2 separate regions of the Homo sapiens genome follow, and region 1 is linked to region 2. Evidence: chromatin loops called from intact Hi-C (ENCODE). Cell type or tissue: IMR-90. All regions are shown on one strand. Each heading gives the region's core, and the rest is flanking DNA. Links, peaks and the distances in the headings are about the cores only.

Region 1 (16,098 bases), core at 12,722-15,221, 380 kb before region 2:
AGGCCAAGGCAAGAGGATTGCTTGAGCCCAGGAGTTCGAGACCAGCCTCAGTAACGTAGTAATACTCCATTTGTATATAAAAAAAAACTTTTTTAAGAAGAAAAGTTTTCTGGAGATTGAAATGTATCCAATTTAATATCCTCTTTGCTCTCAGGTATTTTACCAGTGTTTCTACAATGAATGTGGAAAGGTTTCACAACAAAACCAATCTTTGGCCTTTCCTCCTTCCCCCTTTCTCTTCCTTTTCAGCAGAGTGTCCTTTTGGAAGGTACCCCTGAGGTGTGGGGGACTGCAGGGGCCAGCATGTCCACAGCCAAGCTTTTGGGTAACACAGATGCAAATGAGGGTTTAAAAGCCAATGAGGATAATGGAAGCTAGCCTTCTCACTGAGAAAAGAGTTACAAACAGGAAAGGGGAAGGTGAGAATAATACCTGTCCTGATTAATTGAAAATATTAGTGTAAAGTCCTGTTAACATATAATATAGGACTCAAATGTGTATACTTATATCCACAAATGTGTTTAGGTAGAAAAACACTTATTCTCTACTCCTGTTTGCTGAGAGGCCCTGAAAGCAATGAATCCAAGGTAGCAATGATAATACTTAGTGCCCAGAATTGGTTTCTAAATACCATTATCCTCTTAAAGGAACTAGAGCTCTTTGGAGAAAAGGCTGACTCCAGGGCTGGAGAAGGAAAAATATGAGATGAGCCTAGAACATCTTAAGACTGGAAAGTTCTCATGGAATGACGGGTCATGTCAAGGGGATACAGGAGGCAGCCAAGGGGCCTTCCACTGGCCAAAGCTGGGACAACTAGAGCAAAATAAGTAATGAGTATATGGGAACCCATGAATTCACACTGCTACAAATAAATGAAGAAAGAAATAGGGAGGAAAAAAATCTCTAACCTAGAGCAGTACGACAAACGGGAAATCTGGAAGGCACAGACAGTTGGAAAGAAAAAAAAATTGCCGGGTGTGGTGGCTCACGTCTGTAATCCTAACACTTCAGGAGGCTGAGGTGGGCAGGTCACCTGAGGTCGGGAGTTGGAGACCAGCCTGACCAACATGGAGAAACCCCATCTCTACTAAAAAAATTAAAAATTAGCCAGGCATAATGGCTCATGCCTGTAATCCCAGCTGAGGCAGAAGAATCGCTTGAACCCAGGAGCCGGGGAGGTTGCAGTGAGCCGAGATCATGCCATTGCACTCCAGCCTGGGCAACAAGAGCGAAACTCTGTCTCAAAAAAAAAAAAAAAAAAAAAAATTGGCAACTATTATAATAATAATTAATCCAGACAAGAATCATTACTGGTGGATGAGTTTCTAAGAGGAAAAAGATATTTACATAGTCTTAACACATTGCCCCCTAAAAGCATTTAAGTATAACCTACTTTTAATTAATGCAGTTTTGCAACTTTTCAGTCTAAAGAAAAACAAAAAATTAAATTAAAAAAATTAATGCACAGTGGAGAAACTTGCCAGACACTATCTTAACCAAGAGATAACAGCTTACACCACTATTAGAAATAATGGGGAGTGGCCAGGCGCTGTGGCTCACACCTGTACTCCTAGCACTTTGGGAGGCTGAGGAGGGAGGATTACTTGAGGTCAGGAGTTCGAGACCAGCCTGGCCAACATGGTGAAACCCTGTCTCTACAAAAATACAAAAATTAGCCGGGTGTGGTGGTGTGTGCCTGTAATCCCAGCTGCTCAGGAGGCTGAGGCAAGAGAATCGCTTGAACCCAGGAAGCGGAGGTTGCAGTGAGCCGAGATCACGCACCACTGCACTCCAGCCTGGGTGACAGAGCAAGACTCTGTCTAAAAACAAAAAGAAAAGAAATAATGGGGAGTCTTTGGTGGTTTGTGTTGTGGGTCTTTATGATCAGTGATGAGGTCTATTCATCTCTACTGTGAGACCACAGGGGTCAGTGGGGTTAGTGAGTGATATGGTTTGGCTGTGTCCCCACCCAAATCTCACCTTGAATGGTAATAATCCCCACATGTCAAGGGTGGGGCCAGGTGGAGATAACTGAATTACAGGCAGTTTCCCCCATACTGTTCTTGCGGTAGTGAGTAAGTCAAGATATGATGGACTTATAAAGGGAAGTCCCCCTCCACAAGATCTCTTGCCTACTGCCAGGACATTGCTCCTCAGTCGCCTTCTGCCATGATTGTAAGGCCTCCTCAGCCATGTGGAACTGTGAGTCAATTAAACCTCTTTCCTTTGTATATTACCCAGTCTCAGGTATGTCTTTATTAGCAGCATGAAAACACATCAATACAGTGAGGATTTGTGAGGTTAGTGATGAAGGTCTGTAGGGACAGTGATTAGGAGTCTCTGGGGTCAGTAACATGTACACTGTGGGGTTAGTGATAGAGATTCCTTAGGAGCAGTAATAGGGATTATACAGAGATCAATGGAGGAATCTCTGGTGCTATGTTGCAGCTCTGTGGGGTCGGTGATATATATGAAGCGGGGTCAGGGATGTGCAGTCTGAAATCAATGGTGTGGCTATGTGGGGGTCAGCGATGTGATCCCAAGGGGGCTTGGTGGAGATTCAGATGGTCAGTCATACTGGGGAACTGTGGAGTCATTGATGGAAGGTCCGTGGGATTGCTCATTGGGAATTTAGAGGTAAGTACTGTGGCGCCCATAGAATATTTACCAGGGATGGAAAGTGCATTAGTTAAGGTCAGTGATGGGGGTTGAGGATTGGTGATGGGGTGTAGGTGTGTAATATGCCAGTGGTCAATAGGTTAGATGACGAGGGCTATAAGGAATGCTATTCATTGTCTATAAGAAACCCACTTTAATTAAACAGACACATATAGATTAAAAGATGAATGAAGAAAGATATACCATGCTAATGACAATCAAAAGAAAGCAGGAGTAGCTATATTAATTTCAGACAGAGCAGACTTCAACTTTTTTAAATTACAGATGTGGGGTCTTGCTACATTGCCCAGGCTGGTGTCAAACTCCTAGCCTCAAGCGATCCTCCACCTCAGCATCCCAAAGTTCTGCATTACAGATGTGAGACCCTGTGCCTGGACCAGAGCACACGTCATATCAAGGAAAGTTATCTGGGATAAAGAGGGGCATAACTTAAAGAGACCAATATTCCAAGAAGTCATAACAATCCTTAATGTGTGTACACATGACAGAGCATCAAAATGAGGTAAAAGCTAGTAGAACTGCATGGAGAAATAGATAAAACCACTATTATAGCTGGAGATTTAAATACCCCTTTATCGCCAGGCACAGTGGCACACTTTGGGAGGCCGAGGCGGTTAGATCACGAGGTCAGGAGTTTGACACCAGCCTGGTCAATATGGTGAAACCTCGTCTCTACTAAATATGTAAAAATTAGCCAAGTGTGGTGGTGCACACCTATAGTCCCAGCTACTTGGGAGGCCGAGGCAGGAGAATCGCTTGAACCCAGGAGGCAAAGGGTGCAGTGAACTGAGATCACGCCATGGCACTCCAGCCCAGGTGACAGTGCAAGACTCCATCTCAAAAAAAAAAAAAAAAATGAAAAAATAAATTAATTAAAAATAAATACCCCTCTATCACAAATGGACAGATCCAGCAGGGAGAAAATCAGTAAGAATGTAGTAAAACTCAACAGCATTATCAATCAACTGGATATAATTAACATATATAGATTACTTCATCCAAAACCAGCAGATTATACATTCTTCTCAAGCTCACATAGAATATTCATCAAGACAGGCCACACTGCGGGTCATGAAACACCTCTTAACAAATATGAAAGAACTGAAATCATACAATGTATGCTCTCAGATCACAACAGAATTAAACTGGAAACTAATCAAAGACAGCTAAAAAAATCTCAAAATACTTGAAGATCAAACAGCACACTTCTAAATAAATAGGTCAAACAAGAAATCTCAAAAAAAGTTTAAAAAATTTGCACTGACAACAGATACAACTTAACAAGATTTGTGGGGTGCAACAAAAGCAGTTCTTCGGGGGAAATTTATAACACTGAATGGTTAGAAAAGAAAAAAGATCTGTGCCAATCATCTAAGCTTCCACCTTAGGAAACTAAAAAAAAAAAAAAAAAGCAAATTAAATCCAAAGTAAGCAGAAGAAAAGAAATAATAAAAATTCAAGGCCAGACATGGTGGCTTATGCCTGTAATCTCAGCACTTTTGGAGGCCAGTGTGGGAGGATCACTTGAGGGCCAGGAGTTTTGAGACCAGCCTGGGCAACACAGCTAGACTCCATTTCTACAAAAATTTTAAAAGCCAGGCATGGTGGCACATGCCTGTACTCCCCTCTATTTGGGTGACTGAGGTGGAAGCATCCCTTGAGTCCAGGAGTTTGAGGCTGCAGTGAGCCATGATCATGCCACTGCACTCCTGCCTGGACAACAAAGCAAGACACTGTCTCAAACAAAAAACCTCAAGCAAAAGTCAGTGAAATTGAAAACAGAAAATAGAGTAAAATCAACAATACCAAAAGCTGGTTCTTTGAAAGGATGAATAAAATAAACCTCTCATCAGGCTAACAAAGAAACAACAGAGAAGACACAAATTACTAATAGCAGAAATTAAGAAGGGACATCACTACAGATCTCATAAATATGAAATGGGGGGCGGAGCCAAGATGTCCAAATAGGAACAGCTCCAGTCTACAGCTCCCAGCATGAGTGATGCAGAAGACGGGTGATTTCTGCATTTCCAACTTAGGTACCGGGTTCATCTCACTGGGGAGTGTCAGAAAGTGGGTGCAGCGCACCGAGCGTGAGCTGAAGCAGGGCGAGGCATCACCTCACCTGGGAAGCGCAAGGGGTCAGGGAATTCCCTTTCCTAGTCAAAGAAAGGGGTGAGAGACAGCACCTGGAAAATCGGGTCACTCCCACCCTAATACTGCACTTTTCAAATGGTCTTAGCAAACGGCACACCAGGAGATTACATCCCACGCCTGGCTCGGAGGGTCCTACGCCCATAGAGCCTTGCTCATTGCTAGCACAACAGTCTGAGATCAAACGGCAAAGTGGCAGTGAGGCTGGGGGAGGGGCGCCCGCCATTGCTGAGGCTTGAGCAGGTAAACAAAGTGGCTGGAAAGCTTGAACTGGGTGGAGCCCACCGCAGCTCAAGGATGCATGCCTGCCTCTGTAGACTCCACCTCTGCGGGCAGGGCACAGCCAAACAAAAGGCAGCAGAATCCTCTGCAGACTTAAATGTCCCTGTCTGCAGCTTTGAAGAGAGCAGTGGTTCTCTCAGCATGCAGCTGGAGATCTGAGAATGAACAGACTGCCTCCTCAAGTGGGTCCCTGACCCCTGAGTAGCCTAACTGGGAGGCATCCCCCAGTAGGGGGAGACTGACACCTCACATGGCTGGGTACTCCTCTGAGACAAAACTTCCAGAGGAACATTTGCTGTTCACCAATATCCACTGTTCTGCAGCCTTTGCTGCTGATACCCAGGCAAACAGGTTTGGAGTGGACCTCCAGCAAACTCCAACAGACCTGCAGCTGAGGGTCCTGACTGTTAGAAGGAAAACTAACAAACAGGACATCCACACCAAAACCCTATCAGTACATCACCATCATCAAAGACCAAAGGTAGATAAAACCACAAAGATGGGGAAAAAACAGAGCAGAAAAACTGGAAACTCTAAAAATCAGAGCGCCTCTGCTCCTCCAAAGGAACGCAGCTCCGCATCAGCAATGGAACAAAGCTGGACGGAAAATGACTTTGACGAGTTGACAGAAGAAGGCTTCAGATGATCAAACTACTCCAAGCTAAAGGAGGAAGTTTGAACCCATGGCAAAGAAGTTAAAAACCGTGAAAAAAAATTAGAATGGCTAACTAGAATAGCCAATGCAGAGAAGTCCTTAAAGGACCTGATGGAGCTGAAAACCAAGGCACAACAACTACATGACAAATGCACAAGCCTCAGTAGCCGATTCGATCAACTGGAAGAAAGGGTATCAGTGATGGAAGATCAAATGAATGAAATGAAACAAGAAGAGAAGTTTAGAGAAAAAAGAATGAAAAGAAACAAAGCCTCCAAGAAATATAGGACTATATGAAAAGACCAAATCTACATCTGATTGGTGTACCTGAAAGTGACAGGGAGAATGGAACCAAGTTGGAAAACACTCTGCAGGATATTATCCAGGAGAACTTCCCCAATCTAGCAAGGCAGGCCAACATTCAAATTCAGGAAATACAGAGAAAGCCACAAAGATACTCCTCAAGAAGAGCAACTCCAAGACACATAATTGTCAGATTCACCAAAGTTGAAATGAAGGAAAAAATGTTAAGGGCACCCAGAGAGAAAGGTCGGGCTACCCACAAAGGGAAGCCCATCAGACTAACAGCTGATCTCTCAGCAGAAACTCTACAAGCCAGAAGACAGTGGGGGCCAATATTCAACACTCTTAAAGAAAAGAATTTTCAACCAGAATTTCATATCCAGCCAAACTAAGCTTCATAAGTGAAGGAGAAATAAAATACAGACAAGCAAATGCTGAGAGATTTTGTCACCACCTGGCCTGCCCTACAAGAGCTCCTGAAGGAAGGACTAAACATGGAAAGGAACAACCGGTACCAGCCACTGCAAAAACATGCCAAATTGTAAAGACCATCAAGACTAGGAAGAAACTGCATCAACTAATGAGCAAAATAACCAACTAACATAATGACAGGATCAAATTCACACATAACAATATTAACCTTAAATGTAAATGGGCTAAATGCTCCAATTAAAAGACACAGACTGGCAAATTGGATAAAGAGTCAAGACCCATCAGTGTGCTGTATTCAGGAAACCCATCTCACGTGCAGAGTCACACATAGACTCAAAATAAAGGGATGGAGGAAGATCTGCCAAGCAAATGGAAAACAAAAAAAGGCAGGGGTTGCAATCCTAGTCTCTGATAAAACAGACTTTAAACCAACAAAGATCAAAAGAGACAAAGAAGGCCATTACATAATGGTAAAGGGATCAATTCAACAAGAAGAGCTAACTATCCTAAATATATATGCACCCAATACAGGAGCACCCAGATTCATAAAGCAAGTCCTTGGACACCTAGAAAGAGACTTAGACTCCCACACAATAATAATGGGAGACTTTAACACCCCACTGTCAACATTAGACAGATCAACAAGACAGAAAGTTAACAAGGATATCCAGGAGTTGAACTCAGCTCTGTACCAAGTGGACCTAATAGACATCTACAGAACTCTTCACCCCAAATCAACAGAATATACATTCTTCTCAGCACCACACCACACTTATTCCAAAATTGACCACATAGTTGGAAGTAAGGCACTCCTCAGCAAATGTAAAAGAACAGAAATTATAACAAACTGTCTCTCAGACCACAGTGCAATCAAACTAGAACTCACGATTAAGAAACTCACTCAAAACCGCTCAACTACATGGAAACTGAACAACCTGCTCCTGAATGACTACTGGGTACATAACGAAATGAAGGCAGAAATAAAAATGTTTTTTGAAACCAATGAGAACAAAGACACAACATACCAGAATCTGGGACACATTCAAAGCAGTGTATAGAGGGAAATTTATAGCACTAAATGACCACAAGAGAAAGCAGGAAAGATCTAAAATTGACACCCTAACATCACAATTAAAACAAATAGAAAAGCAAGAGCAAACACATTCAAAAGCTAGCAGAAGGCAAGAAATAACTAAGATCAGAGCAGAACTGAAGGAAATAGAGACACAAAAAACCCTTCAAAAAATCAATGAATACAGGAGCTGGTTTTTTGAAAAGATCAACAAAATTGATAGACCACTAGCAAGACTAATAAAGAAGAAAAGAGAGAAGAATCAAATAGATGCAATAAAAAATGATAAAGGGGATATCACCACTGATACCACAGAAATACAAACAACCATCAGAGAATAAACACCTCTACGCAAATAAACTAGAAAACCTAGAAGAAATGGATAAATTCCTTGACACATACACCCTCCCAAGACTAAACCAGGAAGAAGTTGAATCCCTGAATAGACCAATAACACGCTCTGAAATTGAGGCAATAACTAATAGCTTACCAACCAAAAAAGTCCAGGACCAGATGGATTCACAGCCGAATTCTACCAGAGGTACAAGGAGGAGCTGGTACCATTCCTTCTGAAACTATTCCAATCAATAGAAAAAGAGGGAATCCTCCCTAACTCATTTTATAAGGCCAGCATCATCCTGATACCAAAGCCTGGCAGAGACACAATAAAAAAAAGAGAATTTTGGACCAATATCCCTGATGAACATCAATGCAAAAATCCTCAATAAAATACTGGCAAACCGAATCCAGCAGCACATCAAAAAGCTTATCCACCATGATCAAGTGGGCTTCATCCCTGGGATGCAAGGCTGGTTCAACATACGCAAATCAATAAACGTAATCCAGCATATAAACAGAACCAACGACAAAAACCATATGATTATCTCAATAGATGCAGAAAAGGCCTTTGACAAAATTCAACAACCCTTCATGCTAAAAACTCTCAATAAATTAGGTATTGATGAGAGTATCTCAAAATAATAAGAGCTATCTATGACAAACCCACAGCCAATATCATACTGAATGGGCAAAAACTGGAAGCATTCCCTTTGAAAACTGGCACAAAACAGGGATGCCCTCTCTCACCACTCCTATTCAATATAGTGTTGGAAGTTCTGGCCAGGGCAATCAGGCAGGAGAAGGAAATAAAGGGTATTCAGTTAGTAAAAGAGGAAGTCAAATTGTCCCTGTTTGCAGATGACATGATTGTTTATCTAGAAAACCCCATCGTCTCAGCCCAAAATCTCCTTAAGCTGATAGGCAACTTCAGCAAAGTCTCAGGATACAAAATCATGTGCAAAAATCACAAGCATTCTTATACACCAATAACAGACAAACAGAGAGCCAAATCATGAGTGAACTCCCATTAACAATTGCTTCAAAGACAATAAAATACCTAAGAATCCAACTTACAAGGGACATGAAGGACCTCTTCAAGGAGAACTACAAACCACTGCTCAATGAAATAAAAGAGGATACAACCAAATGGAAGAACATTCCATGCTCATGGGTAGGAAGAATCAATATCGGGAAAATGGCCATACTGCCCAAGGTAATTTATAGACTCAATGCCATCCCCATCAAGCTACCAATGACTTTCTTCACAGAATTGGAAAAAACTACTTTAAAGTTCATATGGAACCAAAAAAGAGCCCACATTGCCAAGTCAATCCTAAGCCAAAAGAACAAAGCTGGAGGCATCATGCTACCTGACTTCAAACTATACTACAAGGCTACAGTAACCAAAACAGCATGGTACTGGTACCAAAACACAGATATAGACCAATGGAACAGAACAGAGCCCTCAGAAATTATGCCACATATCTACAACCATTTGATCTTTGACAAACCTGACAAAAACAAGCAATGGGGAAAGGATTCCCTATTTAATAAATGGTGCTGGGAAAACTGGCTAGCCATATGTAGAAAGCTGAAACTGGATCTCTTAAAGACTTAAATCTTAGACCTAAAACCATAAAAACCCTAGAAGAAAACCTAGGCATTACCATTCAGGACATAGGCATGGGCAAGGACTTCATGTCTAAAACACCAAAAGCAATGGCAACAAAAGCCAAAATTGACAAATGGGATCTAATTAAACTAAAGAGCTTCTGCACAGCCAAAGAAACTACCATCAGAGTGAACAGGCAACCTACAGAATGGGAGAAAATGTTTGCAACCTACTCATCTGACAAAGGGCTAATATCCAGAATCTACAATGAACTCAAACAAATTTACAAGAAAAAAACCACCCCATCAAAAAGTGAGCGAAGGACATGAATAGACACTTCTCAAAAGAAGACATTTATGCAGCCAAAAGACACATGAAAAAATGCTCATCATCATTGGCCATCAGAGAAATGCAAATCAAAACCACAGTGAGATACCATCTCACACCAGTTAGAATGGCAATCATTAAAAAGTCAGGAAACAACAGGTGCTGGAGAGGATGTGGAGAAATAGGAACGCTTTTACACTGTTGGTGGAACTGTAAACTAGTTCAACCATTGTGGAAGTCAGTGTGGTGATTCCTCAGGGATCTAGAACAAGAAATACCATTTGACCCAGCAATCCCATTACTGGGTATATACCCAGAGGATTATAAATCATGCTGCTATAAAGACACATGCACATGTACGTTTATTGCAGCACTATTCACAATAGCAAAGACTTGGAACCAACCCAAACGTCCATCAATGATAGACTGGATTAAGAAAATATGGCACATATATACCATGGAATACTATGCAGCCATAAAAAATGATGAGTTCATGTCCTTTGTTGGGACATGGATGAAGCTGGAAACCATCATTCTCAGCAAACTATCCCAAGGACAAAAAACCAAACACCACATGTTCTCACTCATAGGTGGGAATTGAACAGTGATAACACATGGACACAGGAAGGGGAACATCACACACCGGGGCCTGTTGTGGGGTGGGGTGAGGGGGAGGAATAGCATTAGGAGATATACCTAATGTTAAATGACGAGTTAATGGGTGCAGCATACCAACATGGCACATGTATACATATGTAACTAACATGCACGTTGTGCACATCTACCCTAAAACTTAAAGTATAATAAAAAATAAAAATAACAAATACGAAATGGATAATAAAGCAATTTCATGAACAATTCTACATCCACAAATTTGAAAGCCTAGATGAAATACATCAGTGATGTGAAAGAAACAATATGCCTGTATTAGTCTGTTTTCATGCTGCTTATAAAGACATACCCGAAAGTGGGCAATTCACAAAAGAAAAAGGTTTAATTGGACTCACAGTTCCACGTGGCTGGGGCGGCCTCACAATCATGGTGGAAGCCAGGGAGGAGCAAGTCACATCTTACGTGGATGTTGGCAGGCAAAGAGAGAGCTTGTGCAGAAAAATTCCCGTTTTTAAGACAGTCAAAACTAGTGAGACTTATTGACTATCACAATAACAGGATGGGGAAGACTTGCCCCATGATTCAATTACCTCCCACCGGGTGCCTCCCACAACATGTGGGAATTCAAGATGAGATTTGGGTGGGGACACAGCCAAACCATATCACTGCCAAAACTCACACAAGAAGAAACAGACAATCTAAATAGATCTGTATCTATAAAGAAAAAGAATAATAACATTCCAAAACAAAAAGCACCAAGTCCAGATGTGTTCACTAGTGAATTCTACCAAACATTTAAGGAAGAAAGTAAGAAAGTATGCCAGTTTTCTACAATCTCTTCCAGAAAAAGCAGAGGGAATACTTTCTAACATTCTGTGAGGCCAGCATCACCCTAATACCAAAACGAAAGACATTAAAACAACAGAGAACTACAGGCCAACACCATGGCTCACAAATACAGATGCAAAAAGTTTCAACAAGGTCGAGCATGGTGGTTCATGTCTGTACTCCCAGCACTTTGAGAAGCCAAGGTGGGTGGGTCACTTGAGTCCAGGAGTTCGAGACCAGCCTGAGCAACATGGCAAAACCCCATCTCTTTAAAAAAAAAAAACCAAACAAACAACAACAACAACAAAAACCAATCCTGTATTAGTGAGGGTTTTCCAGAGAAATAGGATTAATAGGATTTATATAGGTATATACCACACCTTTTTTCTCCACTTCTTTTCCCCACAACACAACAAGCGGATGACAATATTTGTGAGTCATAACAAGTTAAATGAAACAACATGGTTAACTTAACAAACTTCTCTATAAACTTTTCTTGATTCTCTAAAAACTGTCCAATTTTTTCCTTGCATAAAGCCAAATTAGACACAGAAAATGGCACATGTTCCCTTACTTCCACTAGCTACCACCCACAATGCACACAGGTTTCACTTTAGGGGCCGATATGGGGCCCCACTCCTGGTGATACTGGTTGGGCTTACTCTCTTGGGAAGTGGGAGGGATAGGGGCTAGTTTGCATAAGGGGGAGGCGTGAGTGATGACCTTGGGGTGGGTTCCTTCATTGAAAAACTGGTAGGAAGCCCCTCAGAATTGGGGGACTGAAGAGACCCTGGGGAAAACGTAAGCCTTCTAAAGGGAGCAGCTAGGAGGGGATCCCTTAGGCATGGCATTCTGGTCCCTGGAATTAACATGAGCCTGTAAAGAGCCATAAAAGCCTGTACATAAGGGACGTCTTCCCATTTTCCTTTTTACAAAATAAGTCTAATTGTAAATATCATTATAATGTATAGAACCATATGTAGGCCAAATCTGTTAGTTTTCTAATCTGTATTGAACCCAAACAGTGCTGCAACAAAAAATGAGTCTCTTCTTAAGACGAATTTGAACTTGCTCCAATAGCGTAAAAGACACTCCAGTGCCAAGTCCTCTGGGATGCTTGCTGTTGTCCCCAGGTCGACTAAGGATCGCTACAGGGGGTTTCAGCCTAAGTTTAGCAAATGTCTAGTTAATTTTCCCTTTTAAATTCCCACCTTCCAGAAAGGTGTAAATATAAATAGCAGGGTGTTATAAAAGTGGATTAGGAGCTAAAAATGGACAGTTGGATGTTGAACCTAAATTCCAGAGGGCTGGGCAGAGAGGAGCTAAACAAATGGTAACTGTGGAAGGGAGGAAAGGAAGGGGGTAAGCAGCATTGCCCAAAGGGAGACCTCAGAGGCCCTGACCACCTGAGAACCTACTCAATAGTGGAGACACCAAAAAAAAATATTCATGTGGCACAGACCTGTTTTAGCTAGTCTTCAATTTGGTGGGGTGTCCAAGCCCACTAGACTCCAGAGTCTAGTCCCGCCTCCTACCTCACCGTCAACTTACTTTTAGCTTATAAACCTTCGTATGTGCAAGGCGCGGTGGCTCGTGCTTGTAATCCCAGCACTTTGGGAGGCCCAGGAGGGCAGATCACGAGGTCAGGAGTTAAGCCTGGCCAACATGGTGAAACCCCGTCTCTACTAAAAATACAAAAATTAGCTGGGTGTGGTGGTCTGCGCCTGTCATCCCAGCTACTTGGGAGGCTGTGGCAAGAGAATCACTTGAACCTGGGAGGTGGAGGTTGCAATGAGCGGAGATCGTGCTGTTGCACTCCAGCCTGGGCAATAGAGTGAGACTGTCTCAAAAAAAGGAAATGACAAGAGATTAATTACTTAGTGAATCTAGGGCAATGGTGGTTTGTTGTACCAGACTTTGACATTTTCTTCAGTTTGAAAATTTCCAAATTAACAAGGTAAGGAAAATCCACTTGGAAAAGGCTCTTGCTGTTTATGGTCAACTCAATTCCCATTTGTGATACAAAAACAAGCCTGCATGTTCTCTTTTTTTCTCTGGAGATGCTTGTATTTTGAAGCTTAGAGATTTACAGGGTTCTGAGCTGAATACCGAGCTGATTTTCCGTGACAGTAAAATTTGCATTTACATGCATTCATTCACCCATGCATTTAATTGTGTCAGATGCCCGTACTCCCTAACAATGAGTTTCTAATTTCTCCACCTGTACATAATTTACCAAATATAAAGAACATCCCCCAAAAGAACAAATTCACCCAGTGTTCACCCAAACTGGCTGGAATCCCCTGGTCGGTGAAGCTGCTGGGGACAAAACAACCACGACTCCAGCAAGAGATTTTCTTCCTTCTGCAGAAAGTCTGCAAAGGCTGATGAAGAGGCTTGGGAAAGGGGAGACCGCGGACGAAAAGGCCCCACCGAAGCTCGCTGCCCGCACTCCCGACCCGCCTTTTACCTGGACCCAAGCCCCCAGCGGCGCAGGTGGGAGTCTGGGAAGAAGTGCGGTGTCGGCAGGAAGTCCCAGCGCGACGTCCGGGAAAGCCACAGGAGGAGGCGACCTGCAGGAGGCTACCCTTTGACCCCAACCCTACTCTCCAGTCCTCCTAGTCTGGTGGGAGCAACCTTAGACTGGTTGATGTGGAAGGAGGCGGGCCTGCACGCGGAGTACGGCATTCACTTCCGTTTCCGGGAGCGCACTTCCGTTTCCAGGCATGAGGGCAACGGGGGAGGGGGGGGAGGTGACCTGGAATGGGCTGAGAAACAGGAGCCACGAGAGCCGCGTGGTGACGTTAGAAGGGCGCTACAGCCGCGACTTTCCAAAGCTAGTAGAGAGATCCCAGCGTCCCCCGGGAAAGGCAGAAGGGGCGGGGCGATACCAAGACGGAGACAATGGGGCGGGGCGATGCCCTGGAGGCGGGATTGCCTGTGGGAGAGCCACCCTTCAGGCCATGCAGACCCCAGGTGAAATCTGCACAGGGGTCTCCTGGAGCCGTGGGAGGGGTTCCCCTTCTTCTCCTTCAAGAGCGTTTTTATGTTGCCCTCTTTATGGATGGAAAACAGAGGCATGGACGGGCGGTGTAACTTGGCCACATTCACTAACCTAATGAAGAAGTCTCTGAAACTGGATCCTGGGTCGCTGGAGGCCTTACACCCTCCTCCAGGGACTATGATAAATATCAGTCTACAAGCAAAGAAAAACTTTGGAATTTAAAGCCCTGTGTACTGTAGTTCTTCCTATATTTTTGACAACCAAACCAGAACCTTTATATCACACACATACACACACACAAACCCTTTTTGGCATTTTCTAAATATCCGTGTGAATAAAACACCTGCCAAGACGTGGTAGGATTTAAAAGTGATTTGGGGCGGGTGTTTTATTCACGTCTGCAATCCCAGCACTTTGGGAGACCCAGATGGGAGGATTGCTTGAGCCCAGGAGTTAGAGACCAGCCTGGGCAGACCCCTGTCTCCTAAAAACATAAAAAAGTGATAGGGAATAAATGTAGAATTGCCATAGGTCATAATTTGTTTAATATAAAGCTGCTACGCTTTTAGGTCTGACAAACTTCCTCTCCCTGTGCGGTTGTTTCCTGATATAACCCACGTGTTCCTCATCTCACAGCTGCTGACTCCTATAAAAGCTAATGACCAACACCACAGTCATGTAAATAAATTCCCCCCTTCATTTTTTTCCCTAGCCAATCGACAGTCACGTGAAGAAAGACTGAAGGACAAACCCATGGTCCTTAAAAGGCACAGTCCCACAGGCCCTCTCTGTCTCTTCATCTCTCCAGTAACCTACCCACAGGTTGAGCACCATACTGTCTCTGGACTTCCTGTGGGCCATTATTCAGCACCCCTAACTTCTCTGGAATCTATAATAAACTTTTTCCTTTCATTGATTTTGGTTTCACTTTCTCATTGTGTCTCACTTGACACACTTGAACTTAACATCCTCCACCAGCTCTCCTAGAGAGTGGCTATCTCGGGCCGGACATGTTGGCTCAGGCCTGTAATCCCAGCACTCTGGGAGGCCAAGGTGAGTGGATCACCTGAGGTCAGGAGTTCAAGACCAGTGTGGCCAACATGGTGAAACCCCGTCTCTACAAAAAATATAAAAATTAGCTGGGCATGGTGGGAGATGCCTGTAATCCCAGCTGCTCGGGAGGCTGAGGCATGAGAATCACTTGAACCCAGGAGGCAGAGGTTGCAGTGAGCTGAGATTGTGCCACTGCACTCCAGCCTGGATGACAGAGCAAGACTCTTAAAATAAAAAAATTAAAAAAAAGAGTGTGGCTATATTGGCTTTTGGCCTTTCTCAAGAGAGAAACCTCAAGACCGAGTTGGAAAATAAACATTAATACTAAAAAATGATACCAACGTATGATCCAGCAATTCCACTTCTGGGTATATTAATCAAAAAGTTGAAAGCAGGTACTGGAAGAGCTATTTGTACACCCATGTTCATGGCAGCTTTATTCACAATATTGAAAAGGTGAAAGCAAATCAAACTGTGGTATAGCCATACAATAGATTATCCAGCCTTAAAAAAGGAAATTCTGAGATGTGCAGAATTTGAACATGAACATGAACATGTTCCTTGAACATGTTCCTTGATCATGAACATGAACATGAACCTTGAACATGTTACGCTAAATGAAATAAACTAGTCACAAAAAGTCAAATACTGGGACTTCACTTTTATGAGGTACCTACAGTAGTGGGGTTAACACAGACACATGTTGGAACAACTAAGTTCCTCTTCAAAGACTCAACTTTCTGATC
Region 2 (16,098 bases), core at 3,114-5,613:
TGGACCATGATGGAGGGAGTCGGTTGGGCTGGACCTCGAAATGCCTCTGCTCGCTTTCCTCTGCGCTTATGCCGCCATGTACGAGTATGCGCTGTTTCCAGGTGGTTTGTTATACAGCAGTAGATAACTGATACATCCCTTTTCACTAATATTTTTATTTCCTAATACAATTTTTAAATAATTTTTTATTTTATACCAAAAATAATAGTGAAGAGGGTTTTTTTAAGGTCAGGATCTCCCTCTGTTGCCCAGGCTGGAGTGAGTGGCGCAATCATGGCTCCCGCCCCCGTCTGTCCCTCACCGGGTGCCCGCCCCCATGTCCCCCTCACCGAGACCCTCACCACTGCAGCCTCCAACCCCTGGGCTAAAGTGACCCTCCGGCCTCAATTCCTCTAGTAGGTGGGACTACAGGCTCGTGACACCACAGCAGGCTAATTTTTTGTGGAGATAGCGGTTGCACTATATTGCCCAGGTTGGTCTTGAACTCCTGGGCTCAAGGGATTCTCCTACCTCAACCTCCCAGTTTGTAATCAGTCTTCAAAGTGTTGGGATTACAGACGTGAGCCACCGCTCCAGGCCTGGTTTTTCCACATGGATTATGTACATGTGGCTTCTCACCACGTTGAGTCGATGCCTGTCAATTAAGGGATAACTAATCAACTGAAGACTTTGTCACTCTTATTGCACTCATAGGGATTCTCCCCCATGGAAAGTCTGTCTTGACAAGCAAGCAAGTGCATTGCTACATTAGAAGCTGCTGCCATTTAGGTTGGGTGTGGTGGCTCATGCCTATAATCCCAGCACATTTGGAGGCCGAAGTGGGCGGATCAGTTGTGGTCAGGAGTTTGAGACCAGCATGGCCAACATGGTGAAAACTCATCTCTACTAAAAATGCAAAGATTAGCCGGGCGTGGTGGTATATGCCTGTAATCCCAGCTACTTGGGAGGCTGATGTGGGAGAATCGCCTGAACCCGGGAGGAGAAGATTGCAGGAGCCGAGATCATGCCACTGCAACCCAGCCTGGGTGACAGAGCAAGACGCGAGACTCTGTCGCAAAAAAAAAAAAAAAATTGCTGCCATTTTCAGAGCACCTAGACTGCTTCTGCCTTGTCTGAATTCCTTCAAATTGAGTACGATGAATGCTTTGCCATAGGTTCCATTATAGTCATGACATTCATAAGGCTTTTCATACACAGATATTTTATTCTGATAGTCATCTAAACAAAAACTGAATTCTGTGTAAATATTCAACATGCGAGTCTCATTTATGGACGACGTGCCTACTTGTGAGACCTCTCTGTGAGTAAGCATATTTTGAATAGGTTTAGAATGTTCCCCAAGTTCATGAAACTCAGAAACTCTCTCCTGAAGGGTGGCTTCTCTTGGGCATAGACAAGGAGAACCTTGTCTCCAGGTTCTTCCCATTGTGGGGTGGCTCTTCCATCTCATGGCCTCCCTGACTCGTGCTGCGGAGAACCGGCAATCATCCTCCTGCATCTTACTCTCTTCCGGCCAGCAGATTGTTTTCCCCAACTTTATTCCGCTTTGCAGCTATCTTTTTGGTGCTACATGGTCTTCTGGTCTGAAATGAATTGGGAAAAGAAGTAAATCAGGTTTTTGTTTTTGTTTTTGTTTTTTGTTTTTTGTTTTTGAGACAGAGTCTTGCTCTGTCGCCAGGCTGGAGTGCAGTGGCGCGATCTCGGCTCACTGCAACCGACTCCCAGGTTCAAGCAATTCTCCTGCCTCAGCCTCCCAAATAGCTGGGACTACAGGCGCGTGCCACCACGACCAGATAATTTTTTGTATTTTTAGTAGAGACCAGGTTTTACCATGTTGGCCAGCATGTTCTCCATCTCCTGACCTCATGATCCGTCGGCCTCAGCCTCCCAGAGCGCTGGGATTACAGGTGTGAGCCACCTCGCCTGACCATCAGTTTGTTTTTTGTTTGTTTTTTTGAGACAGTGTCTCACTCTGTCACCCAGGCTGGAGTGCAGTGGTGCGATCACAACTCACTACAGCCTCAAACTCCTGGGCTCAAGTTATCGTCCTGCTGCAGCCTCCCAGTGCTGGGAGTACAGGTATGAGTCACTGTGCCAGGCCTTCAAAATTTATGTTTTTGGATAAAAAATGATGACATAATGGTGCTTTGTTTTGTTTTGTTTTTGACACAAGATCTAGCTTTGTCACCCAAGCTGGAGTGCAGTGACGTGATCATGGCTCAATGCAGCTTCGACTTCCTGGGCTCAGAGGATCCTCCCACCTCAGCCCCCCAAGTAGCTGGAACTACAGTTGCACACCACCATGCCCGGCTAATTTTTGTATTTTTGGTAGAGACGGGGTTTCACCATGTTGCCCAGGCTAGTCTGGAACTTCTGAGCTCAAGCGATCCGCCCGCCTCGGCCTCACAAAGTGCTGGGATTACAGGAGTGAGCCACTGCATCCAGCTCGATAATGGTGATTTTTTTTTAAGATTTTTTTTTTTTTTTGAGACAGAGTTTCACTCTTCTTGCCCAGGCTGGAGAGCAATGGTGTGATCTTGGCTCACTGCAACCTCCGCCTCCCATGTTCAAGCGATTTTCCTTCCTCAGCCGCCCGAGAAGCTGGGATTACTGACATGTGTCACCACACTTGGCTAATTTTGTATTTTCAGTAGAGACGGGGTTTCTCCATGTTGGCCAGGCTAGTCTTGAACTCCCACCCTCAGGTGATCCGCCCACCTCGGCCTCCCAAAGTGCTGGTATTACAGGCATGAGCCACCGCACCCAGCTAAGAATTTTTGTTTTTTTAAGAATAAGAAAAAAGACTCCGTCTGAAAAAAAAAAAAGGAAAGAAAAAAATAAAGTCCAGGCCCATGTAGATTTTTTCATATACTGACCTAAACATAAGAAGTCAGTGAGACTGGGAAATATGCATCATTGCAATATGCAGCCTCACAATATCTGGCCCTCATCTCTCCCTCACTGAGACCCCGCCCCCGTCTCTCACCTCATCGAGAACCCGCGCTCATCCTTCTCTGAGAACCCGCCCCCATCTCTCCATCACCAAGACCCTGCCTCCGTCTGTCCCCTCGATGACTCTGCTCTGCCCACCCCTCACCGAGATCTAACCTCTGTCTGTCCCCTCACCGAGTGAAGGGGGCCTCCCCCTCCACACCTCTGGGTATTTCTCGTCAGGTGGGATGAGAGGCTGAGAAAAGAAATAAGACACAGAGACAAAGTATGGAGAAAGAACAGTGGGCCCAGGGGACCTGCACCGCTGGCTGTCTCTGAGTTTCCTCGGTATTTACTGATCATTATTTTTACTATCTTAGTGAGGGGAGTGTAGCAGGGCAACAGGTGGGGAGAAGGTCAGCAGGGAAACATGTGAGCAAAGGAATCTGTATCACGAATAAGTTCAAGGAAAGGTACTGTGCCTGGATGTGCACGTAGGCCTGATTTAAGTTTCACTTTACACAAACATCTCAGTGTAGCAAAGAGTAACAGAGCAGTATTGCTGCCAGCATATCCCGCCTCTAGTCACAGGGCAGTTTTCTCCTATCTCAGAATTGAACGAATGGGAATGGTCAGTTTACACGGAGACATTCCATTCCCAGGAAGGAGCAGGAGAGAGAAGCCTTCCTCTTATCTCAACTGCAAAGAGGCCTCCCTCTTTCACTACTCCTCCTCAGCACAGACCCTTTAGGGGTGTCAGGCTGGGGGATGGTAAGGTCTTTCCTTTCCCATGAGGCCATATCTCAGGCCATCTCAGAGCTTTCTTGGGCAGAGGTCCCTGCGGCTTTCCGCAGTGCATTGTGTCCCTGGTTAATCGAGAATGGAGAATGGCGATGACTTTTACCAAGCATACTGCCTGCAAACATACTGTTAACAAGGCATCCTGCACAGCCCTAAGTCCATTAAACTTTGATTCAATACAGCACATGTTTCTGTGAGCACAGGGTTGGGGCTAAAGTTAAGACTCACAGCATCTCAAAGCAAAACAATGTTTCTTAATACAGATCAAAGTGGAATTTATGTCTTCCTTTTCTACATAGACATAGTAACAATCTGATCTCTCTTTCTTTTCCCCACAACTGAGTCCCGGGCTCCATCTCCTGGTAGAGTCCAGCCCTACAGGGCTTTGCGGGTGTTCTCCCCATGTGTGGAGATGAGAGATCATAAGAAATAAAGACACAAGACAAAGAGATAAAGAGAAGACAGCTGGGCCCTGAGGACCACTGCCACCAAGACGCAGAGACCAGTAGTGGCCCCAAATGGCGGATGCACTGATATTTATTGTATATAAGACAAGGGGGCAGGGTAAGGAGGGTGAGTCATCCAAGTGATTGATAAGGTCAAGCAAGTCACGTGATCATAGGACAGGGGGCCCTTCCCTTATAGGTAGCTGAAGAAGAGAGGGAAGACAGCATACATCAGCATTTTCTTTTTTTTTTTTTTTTTTTCCCCCGAGACAGAGTCTCACTCTGTCACCAGGCTGTAGTGCAATGGCCCGATCTCAGCTCACTGCAACCTCCGCCCTCCGAGTTCAAGCGATTCTCCTGCCTCAGCCTCCCAAGTAGCTGGGATTACAGGCGCCTGCCACTGCACCCAGCTAATTTTTTGTATTTTTAGTGGAGATGGGGTTTCACCTTCTTGGCCAGGCTGGTCTTGAAGTCCTGACCTCGTGATCCACCCGCCTCGGCCTCCCAAAGTGCTGGGATTACAGGCATGAGCCACTGCGCCCGGCCCAGTGTTTTCTTTTACGCACTTATCAGAAAGATAAAAGACTTTAAGACTTTCACTATTTCTTCTACCACTATCTTCTAAGAAATTCAAAGAGGAACCAGGAGTACCGGAGGAATATGAAAGTGGACAAGAAAAGTGACCACTGAAGCACAGCACCACAGGGAGGGGTTTATGCCTCCGGATGGCTGCGGGCAGGCCTGGATAATATCCAACCTCCCACAAGAAGCTGGTGGAGCAGAGTGTTCCCTGACTCCTCCAAGGAAAGGGAGACTCCCTTTCATGGTCTGCTAAGTAACGGGTGCCTTCCCAGGCACTGGCATTACCGCTTGACCAAGGAGCCCTCAAGCGGCCCTTATGCGGGCCTGACAGAGGGCTCACCTCTTGCTTTCTTGGTCACTTCTCACAATGTCCCTTCAGCACCTGATCCTACACCCGCCCGTTATTCCTTGGTTATGTTAGTAATACAACAAAGAGTAATATTAAAAGCTAATGATTAATAATGTTCATACTAATGATTGATAATGTCCATGATCATCTCTATATCTAATTTATAACTATTCTTATTCTAACTGTTTTCTTTATTATACTGAAACAGTTTGTGCCTTCAGTCTCTTGCCTGGGCACCTGGGTAATCCTCCGCCCACAGACTCCCGCATCACTGAGTCCCGGTCCTCCTATCCTACACGGAGTCTCTACCTTCATCTCCACACTCAGGGAGACTCCACCTCGGTCTCCGCCTTCACTGAATCCCCGCCCCCATTGCGCCTTCACTGAGACACCAGCCCCATCTACGCTCACAGAGACCTTACCCCGTCTCCCCGTCACCGAGACCGCTCCCCCATCTCGCCCTCACCAAGTCCCCGCCCCCGCCTCGCCCTCACCGAGTCCCCATCCCTGTCTCTCCCCCACTGAGACCCCGCCCCCGTCTCGCCCTCATCGAGTCTCCGCCCCCGTCCTCCGTCATCGAGTCTCCGCCCCGCCTCGCCCTCACCGAGTCCCCGCCCCCGCCTCCCCCTCACTGAGTCCCCATCCCTGCCTCTCCCTTACTGAGACCCCGCCCTCGTCTCTCCCCTCACGGAGACCCCGCCCCCGACTCCCCCTCATCGAGTACCCGCCCCGTCTATCCTTCATCAAGTCTCCACCCCCGCCTCTCCCTCACCGAGTCCCCGCCCCCGCCTCCCCCTCACCGAGTTCCCATCCCTGTCTCTCCCCTCACCGAGACCCCGCCCCCGCCTCTCCCTCATCGAGTCCCCGCCACCGTCTCTCCTTCATCGAGTCCCCTACCCTTCCCGTCATCGAGTCCCCGGCCCCGTCTCCCCCTCATCGAGTCCCCGCCCTCTTCTCTCCCTTCACTGAGATCCCGCCCTCTTCTCTCCCCTCACTGAGGTCCCGCCTCTGACAGCCCCTCACCGAGTCCCCGCCCCCCGTCTCTCCCTCACCGAGTTCTCGTCCCAGTCTCCCCATCACCTAATCCCCACCCCTGTCTCTCCCTTACGAAGTCCCCGGCCCCCGGTTCCCCTCACCGAGACCCTGCCCTGTCTGTCATCGAGTCCCTGTCTCCCCCTCACCTAGTCCCTCTTCTCTCCCCTCACCGAGTCCCCGCCCCCGTCGTCCGCTCACCAAGTCCCCGCCCCCGTCTCCCCCTCACCGAGTCCCGCCCTCTTCTCTTCCCTCACCGAGTCCCCGCCCCCGTCGTCCCCTCACCGATTCCCGCCCCCGTCTCCCCGTCACCGAGTCCCCGCCCCCGTCTCTCCCCTCACCGATTCCCCGCCTCCGTCTCCCCTCACCGATTCCCGCCCCTGTCTCTCCCTCACCGAGTCCCCGCCCCCGTCAATCCTCTCACCGAGTCCCCGCCTCCGTCTCCCCTCACCAAGTCTCCGCCCCCGTCTCTCGGTCACCAAGACCCCACCCCCGTCTCCCCCTCACCGAGTCCCTGCCCGGGTCTTCCTGCCTCCACGTGGCGAAGCCGCACCTGAAGCCCCACCTGGTCGCAAAGGCTGGTGCAGGGGAAACCGTTGGTTCAGCTGCGGTTCCTGGGAAGGGGGTGCCGCTCTGATCACGCGCACTTCTGATTCCCCTCTCGGGGCTCGGAAGCGGCTGAGGGCTCTGGACCCGGTCTCCGAGGCGTGAGGCGGTGGGAGGGTCGGCGGCCGCGTCCTCCACGACCCTGGGGAGAAGTCCCAGTTTCCGCGCAGCCGACAACGGTTGGACCCCGTCCCTCCGGCTTCACTGGGCACCGTGGGGGCAGAACCCGGCGGCGGCTTGGGGTGGGGGCGGGACCACGATGGAGGGAGTCTGTTGGGCGGGACCTCGAAATGCCTCTGCTCGCTTTCCTCTGCATTCATGCGGCTTGTACGAGGATGCGCTGTTTCCTGGTGGTTTGTTATACGGCAGTAGATAACTGATACATCTCTCTTCACTACTTTGTTTGCGTTTTTATAGGTCAGGGTCTTCCTCTGTCGCACAGGCTGGAGTGCAGTGGCTCGATCACGGCTCACGGAAACCTCCAATCCCTGGGCTCAAGCGATCTTCCCTCAAATTCAACAGTAGCTGGAACTACAGGCTCGTGACACCACAGCAGGCTAATTTTTAAATTTTTCGTGGAGATGGGAGGTCACACTATATTGCCCAGGCTGGTCGCGAACTCCTGAGCTCAAGCGATCTTCCCTCTTTGGCGTCCCAAAGAGCTGAGATTGCAGGTATGAACCACCGCACCGGGCCCATTCTCAACATCTCTCAACAAACTGATAAAGAGCATGTAAAAAAATCTACAGCTAACATTGTAGTGAAATACTGAAAACTGTTCTAAGCTCAGGAGTACAGCAACGATGCCCACTCTCACGAATTCTATCAAGCATTGTAGTTACGGCCACGCGCGGCTCACGCCTGAGATCCTAACACTTTGGAAGGAAGATCGCTTTGAGTTCAGGAGTTTGAGACCAGCCTGGGCAAGATGGCAAAACCCTGTCTCAATTTTAAAAAATACAAAAATTAGCCAGGCATGGTGATGCATGTCTATAGTCCCAGCTACTTCGGAGACTGACACAGGAGGATCACTTGAGCCCGGAGGCAGAGGTTGTAGTGAGCTGAGATGGCAACATTGCACTCCAGCTGGGGCGACAGAGGAAGGCCCTGTCTGAAAAAGAAATTGGAAGAAACATTATCTACATTTCTTTTCTGCCATTATTTACAGACAACATAATTGTCTAAGTGGGAGATCCAAAAGAATCTAAATTGTTACACATAATGTGCGGGTTAGCAAGAATAGTGGCTAAAAACTCAATATGCAAAGATAATTGTCTTGTCTCTCTCTTTTTTTTTTTTTTTTTTTTTTTTTGACGGAGTCTTGCTCTGTCGCCCAGGCTGGAATGCAGTGGCTTGATCTTGGCTTGCTGCAACCTCCACCTCCCTGGTTCAAGCGATTCTCCTGCCTCAGGCCCCTGAGTAGCTGGGATTACAGGCGCATGCCACCACGCCCAGCTAATTTTTGTATGTTTTTAGTAGAGACGGGGCTTCGCCACGTTGGCAAGGCCGGTCTGGAACTCCTGACCTCAGGTATTCCGCTGGCCTCGGCATCCCAAAGTGCTGGGATTACAGGCGTGAGGCACCGCACCCGGCCGACTTGTCTCTTTTAACAGCAATATTACAACAGCAATAAAATAAGTAGAAATAAATACAACAAAAAAGTATGCAATATCTCTTCCGAGAAATTTGTAAACTACTATTGAAAGAAATCAAAGATGACCTAGATCAATGGATAGACCTTCCTTGTTGATGGATTAGAAGTTTCAATATAAAGACTTGAATTCTTCTTACTTAATATAGAAAGTTAACAAGTTTTCAGTCAAAATAACATGTTTGATGAGGAACCTGATCTACTTATAATAAAATGTATGTATGTGGAGGTACAAAATACTCCTGAAGAACTGTTGGCACTTACCCTACAGACATTAAGAAATAGAAAGACAGGGTCGGGCACGGTGGCTTACGCCTGTAATCCCAACACTTTGGGAGGCCGAGGCGGGCGGTTCACCAGGTCAGGAGATCGAGACCATCCTGGCTGACACGGTGAAACCCCGTCTCTACTAAAAATACAAAAAATAGCCGGGCGTGGTGGCAGGCACCTGTGGTCCCAGCTACTCAGGAGGCTGAGGCAGGAGAATGGCATGAACCCGGGAGGTGGAGCTTGCAGTGAGCAGAGATCGTGCCACTGCACTCCAGCCTGGGCGACAGAGCGAGACTCCGTCGCAAAAAAAAAGACAGTAATATTGGTGTAGTGGTAAATAAATTAAACCAATAAATAGAATAGAAAGCCCCAAAATACACCCTTATGAATGAGGTGTGTTCTTGGCCATTATGAATAATGCTGCTATAAACGTGGGTGGTCAAATATCTTTTTGAGAGCCTGTTTTCCATTCTTTTAGATATATACCCAGAAGTGGGATTGCTAGACCATGTGATAATACCAATTTTAATTTTTTGAACCACTGCCATACTGGTTTTCATAGCTGCTGCACCGTTTTATAGTCTCACTAACAGTGCACAGGTGGGCCAGGTGTGCTGGTTTTCATGCCTGTAATCCCAGCACTTTGGGAGGCTGAGGTGGATGGATCACCTGAATTCAGGAGGTCAGGACCAGCCTGGCTACATGGTGAAACCCTGTGTCTATTAAAAATACAAAAGAATTAGCTGGGTGTGTTGAGTCCCAGCTACTTGGGAGACTAAGGCAGGAGAATCGCTTGAACCCAGGAGGTGGAGGTTGCAGTGAGCCGAGATCTCGCCAGTGCACTCCAGCCTGGGCAACAGAGCAAGACTCTGTCTCAAAAAAAAAAAAAAAAAAAAAAAAAAAAAGAATTCACAACACAATGACTGTGTTAACAATGTTGTTGAAGTTCATCCTAAGTTTGGTAATTGGGGTGGCCATTTGTGTTAACTAATTGCCTTTATCCAAATGAAAAATAAAAATTCTTATATCCTTTTGGCAAGCAGGCAGTTTTAGCTTATAAGCAGGTGCCTAAGGAAATAGAAGTGTGCTACTGATGCAGGTAAGTGCCATCATTGGGGATTCACCCAGGAAAGAATTCAACTGGTGGTGCTACACAAGGATCTTTCATTCACTCAGAGTTGCTTTTTCCAGAGTACAGCTAAAACCTATGCAGTGTGCCCAGAATCAGCATTTTGTGCTGTTGGCTAGCTATAGTTATACTCACTTTTAATTACATGCAAATTAAGGGGTGTGCCATGCAGAACTTTCTAGAAAGGAGGCTATAACTTCCAGGTGATTGTTGTGGAAGTGAATGGTAACTTTCATGTTGTTGCCATGGTACTTATCAACTGTCATGGCTCTGGTAGGAGTGTCTTACCCTAACAAGCAAGGAGAGCAACTAGAGATGGCTTTTGGTGCCATCTGCTGGTTCCCGGTGGCTTCTTCACTTTATCCTGTTGGGACCAGGAAACAAAGTAAGTCCTACCCAGTCTCCTACCTCACTATGGTCTGAAGGTTGTATGTTGTGTGTGTCCTGCCTCCACACCACCACTCCGCAAAGCCAAATGCTTAAATCCTAACCGCAGAAGTGATGAAATTAGGATATGAGGCCTTAGGGAGGTGATTAGATCATGAGGGCGGGGCCTTCGTTAATGGATTTACTAGCAAGTTTGTCCAAGTCGCCTTATTTTGTTGTTGTTGTCTTGTTTTGTTTTGTTTTAGACTTGTAGCAGCCTGAAGCCATGGTTTTTAGTTTCTGTTTCTAGTGATAAGTGGAAAAGAGGGATGAGGAAGAGGCTTTGCAGGCCCAACCAGAAACAAAAACTAACAACCCATAACTGTATTCTTGAACACCCCTGTATGGGATTGGCCGTGGAGACTTTCTCACCCCTTCTATCATGTGATTATGAGGTATGAGGTAGGAAATGTCTTTGTGTTTAAGGAGGGACTGTTCTGAACGTCCATGCTGATTCCCACTGAAGACGTTAAACTCTAGAGTCTGTGGGAAAAGGAAGAAGCTTAATTGAATGTCTTTCTTTTTTCTTTCTTTTTTTTTTTTTTTTTTTTGAAGCTGAGTCTCACTCTGTTGCCCAGGCTGGAGTGCAGTGGCGCGATCTCGGCTCACTGCAACCTCCACCTCCGGGTTCAAGTGATTCTCCTTCCTCAGCCTCCCGAGTAGCTGGGATTACAGGTGCATGCCACCACACCTGGCTAATTTTTTATTTTTAGTAGAGATGGAGTTTCACCATGTTGGCCAGGCTGGTCTCAAACTCCTGACCTCATGTGATCTGCCCGTCTCAGCCTCCCAAAGTGCTGGGATTACAGGGGTGAGCCACCGCGCACGACCTGAATGTCTTTTTTTTTTTTTTTTTGAGACGGAGTCTCACTCTGTCACCCAGGCTGGAGTGCAGTGGCGCGATATCGGCTCACTGCAACCTCCGCCTCCCAGGTTCAAGCGATTCTCCTGCCTGAGCCTCCCGAGTAGCTGGGACTACATGCACCTGCCACCACGCCCAGCTAATCTTTTGTGTTTTGTTTTTAGTAGAGACGGGGTTTCACTGTGTTAGCCAGGATGGTCTCGATCTGCTCACCTCGTGATCCACCCGCCTCGGTCTCCCAAAGTGCTGGGATTACAGGCGTGAGCCACCGCGCCTAGCTGAATGTCTTTCTTACGAGCCCTGGGTACTGGGCTTGAAACCACCTTTGCAAAAATTATAACTGAGAAACTGATTACAGGGAAAGAGATCTGACCAAACTAACTGCATCTTGCTTCTAACCTCCACACTGTCCTTGTTCATTCCTGGACATAGGCCAAACTAAGTTTGGGATGAACTTAGTTTATAGTTTAACTTTGAAACAAAAACAACAATAATGCTTTCCCAAAACAAACCTCCTTTTCCCTGGAGACTAGACTGCCTTTGCAGGACTAACACATTAGCCACAGATAAGGAATTATGGTTTAGGAGTCATGCAGCTGGTGGGTGCAATATTCTGGACCTCCCCAAATTGCTCCTGGGGATAAAATCACTATCGTAAAACCTAGAATCAGTGCTTGAGATATTTTGCAGACCCTGTGTTTCAGTGCACAAGTTGAGGCCACCTAGATGGATAAACCGGCTCATCTGGTCTTGTGGTTCCCACCCAGGAACTGACTCAGAGCAACAGGACAGGTTCCACTCCCTGTGATTTCATCTCAGACTCAACCAATCAGCACTTCCCACTTTCAGACCCCCTATTATCCTTAAAATTATCTCAAATTATCCTTAAAAACCACGATCTCAGGCCAGGTGCGGTGGATCACGCCTGTAATCCCAGCACATTGGGAGGCCAAGGCAGGTGGATCACCTGAGGTCAGGAGTTCAAGACCAGCCTGGCCAACATGGTGAAACCCCGTCTCTACTAAAAAAAACAAATAGAAAAATTAGCCAGGCGTGGTGGCGGCCACCTGTAATCCCAGCTACTCGGGAGGCTGAGGCAGGAGAATCTCTTAAACCCAGGAGGAAGAGGTTACAGTGAGCTGAGGTGGCGCCATTACACTCTAGCTTGGGTGACAAGAGCGAAACTCTGTCTCAAAACAAACAAACAAACCCCCTGATCCCAGAGTTTTCAGGGAGACTGATCTGAATAATAGTAAAATTTTGGTCTCCTGTACGGCTAGCTGGCTCTGCATGAATGAAACTCTTTCTTTATTGCAATTTCCTGTATTGGTAAATCAGCTCTAGGCAGTTAGGCGGTTACAAGCTTGGTAACTCATGCCTATAATCCCACACTTTGGGAGCCCACGGCAGGAGGATCGATTGAGGCCAGGAGTTAGAGCCAAGCTTGGGCAACATAGTGACATCCCATCTCTACAAAAAGAAAAAAAAATAGCTGACTGTGGTGGTGGGCGCCTGTAGTCCCAGCTACTGAGGAGGCTGAGGTGGAAGAATCACCTGAGTCCAGGAGTTCCATGCTGCGGTGAGCTATGATTGTGCCATTGCACACCAGTCTGGGTGACAGAGTGAGACTGTCTCTAAAAAAAAGGAAAAAAAAAGAAAGAAAATCCATCAGCAGATAGCTCTTGGATCTACCTTCACTTTAGCCTCAGACCATGCCACAACCCCTCTGTTCTCCCCTGCTACCAACTTTCCAAACCACTTTCTTCTCATCGGGATTATTGCCTTAACTTTCCAATTACGCTCCCTGATTCTACCTTTGATTCCCAAGAGTTGTACAAATGACAGACAGATATTCTTAAAATATATATCAGATAATATTGCTCCAGTAGCTCAGACCCTTCTATGACTTTGCATTGCACTCATAGTAAAACCCAAAATGTTTAGTTGTTCTCATGGCCCCATATGATCTGACTGATAATTGACTTCCTTCCTGCTAGTCTCCATCCTACCCAACTCACTTAAACCATTTCAGACACAGGGCTTCTGCTGTTACAGAAGCATTGTCCTGCCTTCCTGCCTCAGGGCCCTTGCACTTGCTGTTCTGTCTTTCCTCAGAAATTGACAGACATCCCCTAAATTCCTTCAGTCATTTCCTGGAGATGAAGTGGAAATACTGTGTGTAGATGACTCTGAGTCCCAGTTTTCTCATCTGTCAAACTGTTGTTCCATCCCCATCCCAGCTTGGAAAAGGCTTTTTTTTTTTTTTTTTTTTTTTTTTGCTGGCCCCTTGCTCTGTTGCCCAGACTGGAGTGCAGTGGCACGATCTCAGATCACTGCAACTTGAACCCTCGTGAGTTCAAGCAATTCTTATGCCTCAGCCACAGGAATAGCTGAGATTACAGGCGAGCACCACCACACCAGCTAATTTTTGTACTTTTTTTTTTTTTGAGATTGAGTTTTGCTCTTGTTGCCCAGGCTGGAGTGCAATGGCACTATCTCGGCTCACTGCAACCTCTGCCTCCTGGGTTCAGGCGATTCTCCTGCCTCAGCCTCCCAAGTAGCTGGGATTACAGGGGCCCACCAACACACCTGGCAAATTTTTTGTATTTTTAGTAGAGATGGGGTTTCTTTTTTTTTTTTTTTTTTTTTTTTTTGAGATGGAGTTTCACTTTGTCGCCCAGGCTGGAGTGCAGTGGCGCGATCTCGGCTCACTGCAAGCTCCGCCTCCCAGGTTCACACCACTCTCCTGCCTCAGCTTCCTGAGTAGCTGGGACTACAGGCGCCCGCCACCACGCCCAGGTAATTTTTTTGTATTTTTAGTACAGACGGGATTTCACTGTGTTAGCCAGGATGGTCTCAATCTCCTGACCTCGTGATCCGAGCACCTTGGCCTCCCAAAGTGCTGGGATTACAGGCGTGAGTCACTGCACCCGGCCAAGATGGGGTTTTATCATGTTGACCAGGCTGGTCTTGAACTCCTGACCTCAGGTGATCCACCTGCCTCAGCCTCCCAAAGTGCTAGGATTATAGGTGTGAGCCACTGTGCCCAGCCAATTTTCGTACTTTTAGTAGAGACGAGGTTTGACCATGTTTGCCAGGCTGGTCTGGAACTCCTGACTTCAGGTTATCCGTCCACCTCAGCCTCCCAAAGTGCTGGGATTACAGGTATGATGAAAATGCTTTTTCAAGTGATAACTTTCCAATAGGGAAGGAAGGTTTAAAGGTAAGTTTCAAAAAGCACCTGCTTGAGATGAAATGTAATACCATAGGTCTCCAGAAGACAACAGCGCATCACTTGGTTTGCCTTATAAATCCTTAATTCTCAAAACACAGGAATTAAGAGAAACAGCGAACATTTGTAGACCTCTTCACCCTTCGTTAGGGGGAAAGTGAAAATAACTATTTGCTGGGCATCTCTTGTTCTTTTCTATTTTTATTATTTTAATTGATGTCCCATTCCAGGATGTTGGGCATCTATTGTTTCATCTGGACACTATTTTATATCTGTGATCTACTTTATTTATTTATTTTCCTTTTTTTTTTTTTAAGAGACGGAGTCTCCCTCTGTTACCCAGGCTGGAGTGCAGTGGTGTGATCTTGATTCACTGCAAACTCCGCCTTCCGAGTTCAAGCAATTCTCCTGCCACAGCCTCCCGACTAGCTGGGATTACAAGCACGCACCACTATGCCCGGATAACTTTTTGTATTTTTAGTAGAAACGAGGTTTCACCGTGTTAGCCAGGCTGGTCTCGAACCCTTGACATCAAGTGATCCGTCCGCCTCGGCCTCCCAAAGTGCTGGGATTACAGGCGTGAGCCACCGTGCCCGGCCTATTCATTTTTCTTTTTTCTATTTCTTTTTTTTTTTATATAGAGAAGGAGTCTCAGTCTGTCACCCAGGCTGGAGTGCAGTGGCGCCATCTCGGCTCACTGCAACCTCCGCCTCCCAGGTTGAAGCGATTCTCCTGCCTCAGCCTCCCGAGTAGCTGGGATTACAGGTGTGCACCACCACGCGCAGCTAATTTTTGTATTTTATTGGGTTTTTGGTTTGTTTTGTTTCGTTTGAGACAGAGTTTTGCTCTTGTCGCCCAGGCTGGAGTGCAATGGCACCATCTCGGCTCACTGCAACCTCCGCCTCCCGGATTCAAGCTATTCTGGTGCCTCAGCCTCCCAAGTAGTTGGGATTACAGGCGCCCGCCACCACGCCCAACTAATTTTTTGTATTTTTAGTATAAGCGGGTTTCACAATATTGTTCAGGCTGGTCTCGAGCTCCTGACCTCAGGTGATCCACCCGCCTCGGCCTCCCAAAGTGCTGGGATTACAGGCTTGAGCCATCGCGCCCGGGCTATTTATTTTTCTTTTTTTAATTTTAATTTTAATGTTTCATAGAGACAGGGTCTCCCCATGTTGCCCAGGCTGGTCTAGAACTCCTGGGCTCAAAGGACCCTGCCTCAACCTCCCAAAGTGCCAGGATTACAGGTGTGAGCGACTGCGTCTGGCCTACATTTGTGATTTAAATCAGCACATTTCTCATCTCTCAGAACTCCTCAATAACCATCGGTTGGAAAAAAGAGCAAAAAACCTAAATGTATTTATATGTAATCTCTAGGAGTTAACCTCACCGAAAGATACAACCGATTTAAGAAGAAAATGTTAAAACTCTCTTCAAGGGCCTATAGAAGAAACGGGATGAATGGAAACGTGATTCACTCTGTGGACTGGCAGATACCTCTGGAAATCTGGTGTTCTATTGTAATAAGTTCTCGGGAAGGTAGAGACTTTTATTTGGGACATAGAGGCTTGGCCAACCAGAATGGAGGACCCACCCAAGTCCCGCCCCCAAGCCTGAGCCCTCTCCTTTGCTCCACCCACTCTGCCTGAAGTCCCCTCAACCCCTCCGACTTCGCAGTCTCCCAGCCCGGCCTTCTGGGGCTGGTCTTCATTGGAAGCCACGCCCCCAGGTCTGTCGGATAAACATTTTACAACCTATTCTCTCTGAAGTCTAGTACCTGG

The links. A loop is a pair of places that touch in the nucleus more often than their neighbours do. Peaks named below come from ENCODE experiments on the same cell type or tissue, not always from the same donor. Only the 100,000 strongest peaks of a DNase experiment are listed, where the experiment ranks them.
Region 1: a loop joins it to region 2, with 5 times the contacts of the local background. A loop is called at or near these places in 2 of 110 quality-filtered maps.

What each region holds. Positions count from the first base shown.
Region 1 is chr19:9,393,085-9,409,182 of GRCh38, forward strand. It overlaps LOC112268250 (a long non-coding RNA gene), which reads right to left and starts at 13,976. Exons shown (of 3, transcript XR_002958434.2): 1 at 13,766-13,976. In IMR-90, for the core only: no CTCF peak of the experiment used is centred there; a DNase peak (open chromatin) is centred at 14,067; H3K4me3 peaks cover 1,429 bases; H3K27ac peaks cover 658 bases.
Region 2 is chr19:9,786,228-9,802,325 of GRCh38, forward strand. It overlaps LOC100505555 (a long non-coding RNA gene), which reads right to left and starts at 6,953. Exons shown (of 2, transcript NR_148545.1): 1 at 6,707-6,953; 2 at 1,179-1,583. LOC124904635 (a long non-coding RNA gene) reads left to right here and starts at 6,835. Exons shown (of 3, transcript XR_007067134.1): 1 at 6,835-6,926; 2 at 7,165-7,421; 3 at 15,695-16,098. RefSeq lists silencers at 5,602-5,971, 6,312-6,461, 10,046-10,235 and enhancers at 6,345-6,845, 6,846-7,346. In IMR-90, for the core only: a CTCF peak has its summit at 4,089 (motif pointing left); a DNase peak (open chromatin) is centred at 4,084; H3K4me3 peaks cover 341 bases; H3K27ac peaks cover 1,082 bases.